2 separate regions of the Homo sapiens genome follow, and region 1 is linked to region 2. A link is an interaction called in ENCODE POLR2A ChIA-PET data of the cell type or tissue named here. Cell type or tissue: A673. All regions are shown on one strand. Links, peaks and the distances in the headings refer to the core of each region. The heading gives the core; the rest is flanking DNA.

Region 1 (5,382 bases), core at 201-5,200, 210 kb after region 2:
TCCCAGTGCAGACCCCAAGAGAGGGTTCTTGGATTTTGTGCAAGAATTCAGGGCAAGTCCACAGTGCAAAGAGAAAGCAAGTTTATTAAGAAAGTAAAGGAATAAAAGAATGACTACCCCATAGACAGAGCAGCCTTGAGGGCTGCTGGTTGTCCATTTTTATGGTTATTTCTTGATTATATGCTAAACAAGGGGTGGATTATTCATGCCTCCCCTTTTTAGATCCTATAGGATAACTTTCTCATGTTGCCATGGCATTTGTAAACTGTCATGGCACTGGTGGGAATGTGGCAATGAGGATGACCAGAGGTCGCTCTGGTTGCAATCTTGGTTTTGGTGGGTTTTAGCCACCTTCTTTACTGCGTCCTGTTTTATCAGCAAGGTCTTCAAGACCTGTGTCTTGTGCCGACCTCCTCTCTCATCCTATGGCTTAGAATGCCTAACTGTCTGAGAATGCAGCCCAGTAGGTCTCAGCTTTATTTTACCCAACCCCTATTCAAGATGGAGTTGCTCTGGTTCAAATGCCTCTGACACAATGACCAAAGACTATATTGAATCATGTATGGTCAGTAGATTGTTAGTTTGTAAAAGCCCTGAATTTTACATCTTTATAATTCCCATTCAACTCAGAGCTGGCTATATTAAGTGCCATTTTTATAGCCAAATAGTTTTATTTTTGTTGCATATTTAAGGGATTTTTCAAATGTTTTTCTCTATTAAAATGCATTGTAGCTTACCTACTTTGCAATGTGGAATGGAATTAATGCTGAATTAGTAGATAGAAAATTTGTGTTCTAGGTCCCACCCCATTACTTCCTAAATATAACTAGGGCTAATTCACTTAACTCAATTTTCTCATCTATAAAATGGGTACAATCATACTTCATCTTTACCTATGTCTACTATTCAGCATGCATTCTTAGAGTTTTTCCATTTAAATTGTGTTGTGGTTTTTCTTATTTGTTTGAGACAGGGTTTCTCGTTATGTTGCCCAGTCTAGACTCAAACTCCTGCTCTCAAGTGATCCTCTCACCTCAGCCTCCCAAGTAGCTGGGACTACAGACACATTCCACTGCATTTAAATAGATTTTAAAGGCCATTAAATAATTTGGAAAAAAATAATTTCAAGCATAGCATTCCTAACAAGTAAGCTGCTATTAGCTGCTCCTTACAGGTTGTTGTAAAGTTTAAAAGACAGCGTGTACATAAAGACAATGTCTAGCACATAATAAATTTTGAATAAATAGAAAGTAATAGGATAGAGGTAGAATTTTCTATTGTCCTGTTTCCCTGATCCCATTTAAGTAAATATTTAATTAATTCTTGTACATTCTCCACAGGCCTTTGCTTATGAATTCCTGTCAGTAAGAAATTATAGCTTAAGGATGAGCTTGCTGTCATTTAAAAAAAGAAAGTATAGCCCCGCACAGTGGCTCACACCTATAATCCCAGCTACTCAGGAGGCTGAGGCTGGAGGATTGCTTGAGCCCAAGAGGTTGAGGCTGCAGTGAGCCATGATCACATCACTCCACTCCAGCCTGAGTGACAGAGCGAGACCCTATCTCAAAAAAGAAAGAAATTATGACAGAAGCTAACTAATCAGATGTTAGGGATATTATAGAGAGAATCCCTACCTGTAAATTGAAAGTTGGCCAGATGACTTCTGTGGTTCCTTCCAATTCTATGATTTTGCTTTAATACATATAGTACCTATCTCTCAGGGTTTAACTGAGAGCTTTAAGGGCTGAGATAGTATATGGGAAAACCATTTGTAAACATAAAGTACTATACAAATATGTGGTATTATTATATAAGACTAGTAAACTAGTCAACAGAGATTCCCTCAGTAACTGTAAGAACTATCTGTGGTGGGGCACGGTGGCTCACACCTGTAATCCCAGCACTTTGGGAGGCCAAGGCAGGTGGATTGCTTGAGGCCAGGAGTGTGAGACCAGCCGAGCCAACATGGTGAAACCCCGTCTCTACTAAAAATACAAAAATTATCCGGGCGTGGTTGTTCATGCCTGTAATCCCAACTACTCGGGAGGCTGAGGCATGATAATCACTTGAACCTGGGAGGCAGAGGTTGCAGTGAGCCGAGATTGCACCACTGCACTCCAGCCTGGGGAACAGAGCGAGACTCTGTCTCAAAAAAAAGAAAAAAAAAAAAAACTATCTGTATTCATTGAAAATTAAAAGATACACATAATGTATTGAGGTGTTTTTTGTTTTTTGTTTTGGTGAGGCCTAGAATTTATTATATTATAATCGTTGCCATTGTTTGTTATCTATTTATGTTTGTTTTCTTAGCTAAGAGGATTGTAGCACTTTTTTATGTAGCATACATTCTCCTATTTCTTCCATTACATTTACTCTGTGACAGTTTTTCCTAAGGCAATGCCCAGATGTGTTGTGGTTAAGGTTATAATTCAGCATTTCTATCAAGGAGACATCTTTCTGAAAACTATTTGGAAATAGACAGTAGCTCTCTGCAATCAAATTCACTCAGCTTGATGCCACTACTCTTGGTTTAACTTAAGCAGCACAGAACCAATTTTATGGTGAATTCAGAAGAGAAGCTATTGCTGGAAAATAAAATGACTTTGAGCCCTTCTATAGTATTTATCTACTGCCAACTATTTCTTCTCCTCATTATTAGAATAGTACATACTTTGTACTGTTGTGATTCTTCTGTGTAGAAAAAAGTTTTATAACTCATTTTGTTTTTTTTAGTTTTGTCATTTTTCATTTACTGACCAGATCAGATCTTTTCAAAGTCAAACTATAATTTTATTCTTTAGTTCCCTATGGAGTAGCATTTAAAGAAAATCATGGTAAATTACTCTATTCTTAGTTGGAATTTTATTTTACAGCTATGAATAAAAGCATTTTCCTAGATATTTTCCATAGAATTCCTGAAAATAGTTTCTCAGATCTTTCTCAGTATTAAAAGTCAGGCTGAGATTCTCATTTTGTCCCTAGTTGCTGTAATTTTGTTACTTCCCCCATCAGCATTCCCATTTCTTTTAATTTTTAAAATTCTTTTGGTTTATTTTCTGAGTTTAACAGTGGGGAATCCATTTGACTGTGCTCACAGCAGGTAGTAAGTACTATGGTAGACACTGGATTGGTTTCTTTGGATGGTTAAAAGAATAAGAGGGTAATTAAGCTTTTCTGAAGCTGCCAACTGTATTGGAGGTTTGGTGTACATTTAAGGCTTATTTAAAAATAGTTCCTTCAGAAACTGAACATTTAACCAGTAGAATTCCTAAGGGCATATCGTTTTTATCAGGTAGCGATTACTTAGATTACTAGAATTTGTGTCAAATAGATTTCCTCTTTCATATAAGACTAAGTCTAATGCTGTACTATCTCATTCTGACTTGTAATGTTAATTTATGATCTTTAGTAGGGTGCTTTTTACCTACCATAAACTCCCAAATATAGCTTTTTAAAATAATGTGTGCTTTAAAAATACATGCATCTTGTAATCCTAGCACTTTGGGAGGCTGAGGCTGGTGGATTGCCTGAGCTCAGGAGTTCCAGACCAGCCTGGGCAACACGGTGAAACCCCATCTCTACTAAAATACAAAAAATTCGCCGGGCATGGTGGCATGCACTTGTAGTCCCAGCTACTCGGGAGGCTGAGGCAGGAGAATTGCTTGAACCCTGGAGGCAGAGGTTGCAGTGAGCCGAGATCACACCACTGCACTCCAGCCTCGGTGACAAAGGGAGACTCCGTCTCAAAAAAAAAAAAAAAAAAAAAAAAAGCTTCTAAAAAACTGAATAGAAACGTTTATTCAGTTACTTTTAAAGATGCAGAATTAGCCAAAGCTTTGCTTCTTGAACTCAAAATCTAAATCTAGATAAAATGCAGAAAAGGGATTGCTTTTATGAGCTACAGTTATGAGGTCTAAAATTTTATCTACATAAGCTGGGATGTTGACATGTTTAAAACCCCAAACATTCTGTACTGAACCATAAATGGAAGCAGAGCTATAGTCTCCAGAGTTGTAATTTTCCCAGTGGTTTGATTCAGAGTACTTTGAAAAGGTAATTTAAATTTAAATTTGAAAGGGAGAAATGCCTAAAGGTTTTATGGCTCTCAGAAGATAATGGATAGGAATAGTCATTGTATGTGAGAGAAGGAAGAAAACCATAAGAGAAATGTGGCATTTAGAAACATGTACTAAACCTGGTGGAAGAATAGAAATTGATAGATGGAAAGAGGTGATGTAGGGAAAATATACAGTCATTGAACTTGAGAGTTCTTGAATAGTTAACATTCAGCTTTCATTCTATTCATTTAATAAATATTTACTGAGTACCTTCTGTGTGCTTTTTGGCACCGTGGTTTTAAGCAGATAAGTGTCAATGACATAACTAATTTTAAACTTTCTGTTTTGAAACCATTTTAGATTTACAGCGAGTTGAAAAGATAGAGGCTGGGCACGGTGGCTCACACCTGTAATCCCAGCACTTTGGGAGGCCGAGATGGGAGGATCACCTGAGATCGGGAGTTTGAGACCAGCCTGACCAACATGGAGAAACCCTGTCTCTACTAAAAACACAAAAAATTAGCTGGGCGTGGTGGTGCATGCCTGTAATTCCAGCTACCCAGGAGGCTGAGGCAGGAGAATCACTTGAACCAGGGAGGGGGAGGTTGCAGTGAGCCGAGATCACACCATTGCACTCCAGCCTGAACGACAAGAATGAAACTCTGTCTCAAAAGAAAAAAGGAAAAAAAAAGATAGAGAGTTCTTTCTCCCAGGTGCTACATGATTGTGGTACATTACTCAAAACTAAGAATTTACCATTGGCACTGACAGTTTTAAAGGACATATCTTATCTGGCACTTGCTGGCAGAATAAACTATGGGGTCAGGGGAGGGCAGGGTAGAAGCAGGGAGATCAGTTAGTAGTTGATGACATTAATCCAGGGGAAGCATAGTAATGATGGTTTAGACTAGGTGTTTATCTATAAAAGTGGTAACAGGTAGTCGGATTTTGAAAATAGAACCAAGAAGATTTGCTGATGGATTGGATTTGGGATGTGAGATAAACAGAGGAATCAAAATGACTCTAAGATTTTTGGAAAGGAGTCATTTCTAAAAATGGAAAATGAGTTTTAGCACTAAACTTACTGTCCTTCCTTCCACACCAACCTTACTGCCTTTCTCTCCACAACTCTTTAAAAGTTTTAGTTATTTCATTATCTACACAGACAATCCTCCAATGCTCAGATATCTCTGTTTCTTGACCTCCTCACCTCCAGTGATCTTGTCTTCCACCTCAATTTAGTCACCTGCTCATAAGATCATCCTCTAGGCTATGTCGTTACTAATAACTAAACCTTCATTTTAAGCATTCTACTCTCCTCCCA
Region 2 (5,382 bases), core at 184-5,183:
CTAACTTCACTGTTTATTTTTTGCTTTGGGGGGGGCTTTCTTTTGAAAGGGTTTTGCTCTGTCCCCCAGGCTGGAGTGCATGGCAGGGTTTCACCACGTTGGCCAGGCTGGTCTCAAACTCCTGACCTCGTGATCCACCTGCTTCGGCCTCCCAAAGTGCTGGGATTACAGATGTGAGCCACCGCGCCCAGCCTGAAGGTTTTTTTGTTTTTTGTTTTTTGTTTTAGGAAACATAAAAAGAACCCGGAAGGTAAAATTGGTATATTTAATTGACAAATGTGTTGTTTTACCAAGACTTTTTCTTTAAGCCTTTTCAGAATGTTTTACAAAGACTTTAAATGTGCTTTTTATCAGTAAAGACTGTGTACAGTGGCAAGTTAAAGAAAATTATAATTATTCCTTTTTCTTTTTGAATTACTTTTTTTTTTTTTTTTTTTTGAGACAAAGTCTCACTCTGTCGCCCAGGCTGGAGTACAGTGGCGCAACCTCTGCCACCAGGGTTCAAGAGATTCTCCTGCCTCAGCCTCCTGAGTACCTGGGATTACAGGTGCCTGCCACTGTGCCTGGCTAATTTTTGTAGTTTTAGCAGAGATGGGGTTTCACCATCTTGGCCAGGCTGGTCTTGAACTCCTGACCTCGTGATCCACCTGCCTCGGCCTCCCAAAGTGCTGGGATTACAGGTGTGAGCCACCGCGCCCAGCCTTTGAATTACTTTTTTAAAGTTGAGAAATTATCAAAGCAGAGTCCGTTTTAACTTTTAGTGATTATTGCAGAAAGCACTGGCTGAACAGCTTTGTAACTTTCCAAAAGAAAGCCATACTTTAGACAGTTGGAAATAAAGCCCTGGGTTTTAAGGTTTTTTCCTGTAATGGACTATGGTTTTTCCAATGCTATGTTTTTTTCTATCTAGTAAGGGTTGGATTAAAGAAGAGGCTTTTATGAAGCAATGTCTAAGTAAGTTGTTTTATTTAGAGTATTTGTTTCTTCATTTAGCAAGTATTAATTGACACCTCCTTTCCTATATGCTATTTACTGTTCCAGGCATTGGGGATGATATAGTAAATAAGACAGAAGAATATAGTAAATAAGAGAGAAGGTCCCTGCTCTCTTGGAGAGAGAGAGCATTTTTATTATTATTATTTTATTTTTCGTAACAAATCTAATATTATCTCTTCTGTATTTAGGTTCGACTAGTGATAGTGGATGGTATTGCTTTTCCATTTCGTCATGACCTAGATGACCTGTCTCTTCGTACTCGGTTATTAAATGGCCTAGCCCAGCAAATGATCAGCCTTGCAAATAATCACAGATTAGCTGTAAGTATTAACTAGTGAAGAGAGTTTTATAACAAAGTCAAGACTGTATAAAATGTTAATGTCTAGAAATGTCAAAATAGCGTTTGCCTGACAAATAATATAGACATGCAGTTTTGAGTAAAGTTACGTTTGGTTGGTTTCCATTAAAAAATTCTGGTCATAAGTGTCAGTTTTCCTGGAAAATAACAAGCATAATTAATGGACTTTGTGGTTGAGCGCGGTAGCTCGTGCCTGTAATCCCAGCACTTTGGGAGGCCGAGGCAGGTGGATCATGAGGTCAGGAGTTTGAGACCACCCTCGCCAACATGGTGAAACCCTGTCTCTACTAAAAAAAAAAAAAAAAAAAAAAAACCAAAAATTAGCCCGGTGTGGTGGCATGCCCCTGTAATCCCACCTACTCGGGAGGCTGAGGTAGGAGAATCACTTGAACCCAGGAGGCGGAGGTTACAGTGGGTGGAGAACGCGCCATCACACTCCAGCCTGGGCAGCAGCAAGACTCCGTCTCAAGGCAAAAAAAAAAAAAAAGGACTTTGTTTGATAAAGAAATGCCACCTTTGTTAATTGCAGTGTCTTCTTTGTTTAAATATACTTTGGATGTTTTTCAGGTTAACTCTTCCAACATCCCTGGTTTTCTTCTCCTTTGAGTCTTTGATTATTATGTGGTATGTAATCACAGATTCAGATGGATTGAAACATAACCGGTGTAAACAACCTAGATGCTTTGAGGTAGAGCTAAATAACTCTTGAAGATTTGAAATGTGAGGAGAGAAGTAAATATCGGCTCAGAAGGGAAGAGATTTTTTTTTTTAAAGTTTTACCTCACTCCTCTTTAACTGCTTGTTTGCCATTACTTCCCACCCTGAATCCACATCCCACCACTGACACAAATACACACATTTGTCTGGGAGTAAGATGTAAGGTCAAACTGCTTAACTTGATTTCTTTGTCTTTACCTTAATTAGAGAGACCTTAGCACATACCTGTAATACATCATAAGTAAATAAAGAACTTCCTCAGTAAAGTCATTTTAAAGCATACTTTTTTCTTTGAATTTCCAATTTTTTTTGCCATATGCTGAAAAGCATAGTGCCCTGTGTTTGAATTACTTTTTGCTTAAATTAATTGTAATTTAGCCTTTTGTTAATATCAGTGAAGAGCCTCCAGTAGGGGGCACTCAAGACTAATAGGTTGCATAGTTCCTTATGTTTTTAACAGAAATAGCTTCACCTTTTCCGACTAAAAAAGCAATCCAAACAATAACATCAAATAGTAGGTAGTGTTTAAGAAGAGTGATGTAAATATAAACGTCCTAACATGGAAGAAGATATATACATATATGTTATTGAGTGAAGAAATTTAAGTTGTATATAAAATATATTTAATGTTACCTCAGTTTAGAGAAAACTTATAATTATATGTATGCATTTATATTTGTATATATGAAGAGAAAGATCTGAAAGGACCAAAACATTAACAGTGGCTACTTCTTTTTTATTTTTTTGGAGACAGAATCTTACTGAAGTGCAGTGGTACAATCAGGGCTCGCCACAGCCTCGACATCTCGGGCTCAAGTGATCCTGCCACCTCAGCCTCCCTAGTAGCTGAGACTAGAGGCACATGCCACCATGCCCGGCTAATTTTTGTATTTTTTTTTTTGTAGAGATGGGGTTTCACCATGTTGCCCAGCTGGTCAGAAGGCGGAGGTTGGGCTCAAGCGATCATCTGCCGGCCTCAGCCTCCTAAAGTACTAGGATTACATGCATAAGCCACTGTGCCCAGACTTGGCTTCTTCAAAGGATGGGATTTTGTAGGGTTAGGGACACACTTTCCCTCTCTTACTTTATAATTTCTTTGCTTGAAGGTTTTTTTTCCCAATTAACATATATATAACATGTATGGCTTTTGATAATGTATTTTATAATTTTAAGGCCAGATGTGGTAACTCACACCTGTAATCCCAGCACTTTTGGAAGGCCAAAGTGGGAGGACCGCCTGAAGCCAGGAGTTTGAGACCAGCCTGAACAACAAAGCTTGACCCCATCTCTAAAAAAAAAAATACATAAAATAAGAATAATTGGCCGGGCACGGCGGCTCACATCTGTAATGCCAGCACTTTGGGAGACTGAGGTGGGCGGATCATGAGGTCAGGAGTTCGAGACCAGCCTGACCAACATGGTGAAACCCCATCTCTACTAAAAATACAAAAAATAGTCAGGCGTGGTGGCATGCCTGTAATCCCAGCTACTCAGGAGGCTGAGGCAGGGGAATCATTTGAACCCAGAAGGCGGAGGTTGCAGTGAGCCAAGATTGCGCCACTGCACTCCATCCTGGGCGAGAGAGCAACACTCCATCTCAAAAAAAAAAAAAAAAAAAAAGAAATTTTAAGTTATGTATGCTTTTTGTAAAAGAAAAAAAAAGTTCTAAACAATAAAAAATGTAGGAAGCGATTATTCATTACTCAGAGATTGTGTAAATATTGTTGTCTGGTGTAAATATTTTTGCAGACTTCATGCATATACAAACTTACGTTTTAGAAAATGAGGTCATAGGCCAGGTGTGGTGGCTCACGCCTGTAATCCCAGCACTTTGGGAGGCCAAGGCGGGCAGATCACGAGGTCAGGAGATCGAGACCATCCTGGCTAACACGGTGAAACCCCATCTCTACTAAAAATACAAAAAAGTAGCTAGGCTTGATGGCGGGCGCCTGTAATTTCAGCTACTCGGGAGGCTGAGGCAGGAGAATGGCATGAACCCGGGAGGCGGAGCTTGCAGTGAGCTGAGATACGCCACTGCACTCCAGCCTGGGCGACAGAGCAAGACTCCGTCTCAAAAAAAAAAGAAAATGAGGTCATGCCACCGCAGTGGCTCACGCCTGTAATCCCAGCACTTTGGGAGGCCAAGGTGGGAGGATCACTTGAGCCCATGAGTTTGAGACCAGCCTGGGAAATATAGTGAGACTTCATCGCTACAAATTTTTAAAAAAATCTTAGCCAAGCATAGTGGCATGCACCTATAGTTCTAGCTACTTAAGCGGCTGAGGTGGGAGTATTGCTTGAGGCTGGGAGGCAAAGGTTGCAGTGAGCTGAGATCGCACCACTGCACTCCAGCCTAGGCAGCAGAGCAAGACCCTGTCTTCAAAAACACAAAAAGAAATGAAAATGAGGTCATATTATACATGCTATTATGCAAAGCAGTTTTCTGTTTTTCACTTAATATATTGTGAACATCTTTCCATGTATACTACTTTTTTTTTCCATGTACACTACTTATAAGTCTGCTTTACACTAACAGCTGCATAGTATTTTGCTGTATGACTGTAGCATAGGTTTTTTTTGTATTTGTATTTGTTTTTGGGTTTTCTTTTTTATGAGACAGGGTCTCGCTCTGTCATCCAGGCTAGAGTGCAGTGGCATGATCTTGGTTCACTGTAGCCTCAATCTCCTGGGCTTAAGCAATCCTTTCACCTCAGCCTCTTGAGTAACTGAGACCACAGGCACACACCACCACACCCAGCCAATTTTTAAATTTTTTGTAGAGGCTGGGCACGGTGGCTCACACCTATAACCCACCACTGTGGGAGGCCAGGGCAAGCAGATCACTTGAGGTCAGGAGTTCAAGACCAGCCTTGCCAACATGGTGAAACCTTGTCTCTACTAATAATACAAAAATTAGCCAGGTGTGTTGGTGCTCACCTGTAGTCCTAGCTACTTGGGAGGCTGAGGCAGGAGAATCACTTGAACTCGGGAGGTGGAGGTTGCAGTGAGCCAAGATCACACTGTTGCACTCCAGCCTGGGAGACACAGTGAGACTCTAGCTCCAAAATAAATAAATAAATAAGTTTTTTGTAGAGATGAGGTCTCACTATGTTGCCTAGGCTGTTCTTGAACTCCTGGGCTTAAGGGATCCATCTGCTTCAGCCTTCCATAGGCATGAGCCACTGTGCCCACCCTGTAGCGTAGTTTTTTTAACCACCTCCTTATTGATGGTCTCTCTCTTTTTTTTTTTTCTGTTTTAGATAGAGTCTTCCTCTCTCACCCAGGTTGGAGTACAGTGTCACACTCTTGGC

What was found. ChIA-PET counts read pairs that join two places held together with the same protein. Peaks named below come from ENCODE experiments on the same cell type or tissue, not always from the same donor. Only the 100,000 strongest peaks of a DNase experiment are listed, where the experiment ranks them.
Region 1: POLR2A ChIA-PET joins it to region 2 with 13 read pairs; 2 of 35 experiments call an interaction of 5 or more read pairs at or near these places.

What each region holds. Positions count from the first base shown.
Region 1 is chr17:58,915,061-58,920,442 of GRCh38, forward strand. The region is part of intron 1 of PPM1E (protein phosphatase, Mg2+/Mn2+ dependent 1E); the gene reads left to right. Among named protein-coding and RNA genes, the nearest start is that of PPM1E, 160 kb to the left of the region's middle. In A673, for the core only: no CTCF peak of the experiment used is centred there; a DNase peak (open chromatin) is centred at 3,121; H3K4me3 peaks cover 659 bases.
Region 2 is chr17:58,708,675-58,714,056 of GRCh38, forward strand. RAD51C (RAD51 paralog C) reads left to right here. Exons shown (of 9, transcript NM_058216.3): 5 at 1,185-1,316. Among named protein-coding and RNA genes, the nearest start is that of RAD51C, 19 kb to the left of the region's middle. In A673, for the core only: CTCF peaks have their summits at 2,466 (motif pointing right) and 2,671; a DNase peak (open chromatin) is centred at 2,487.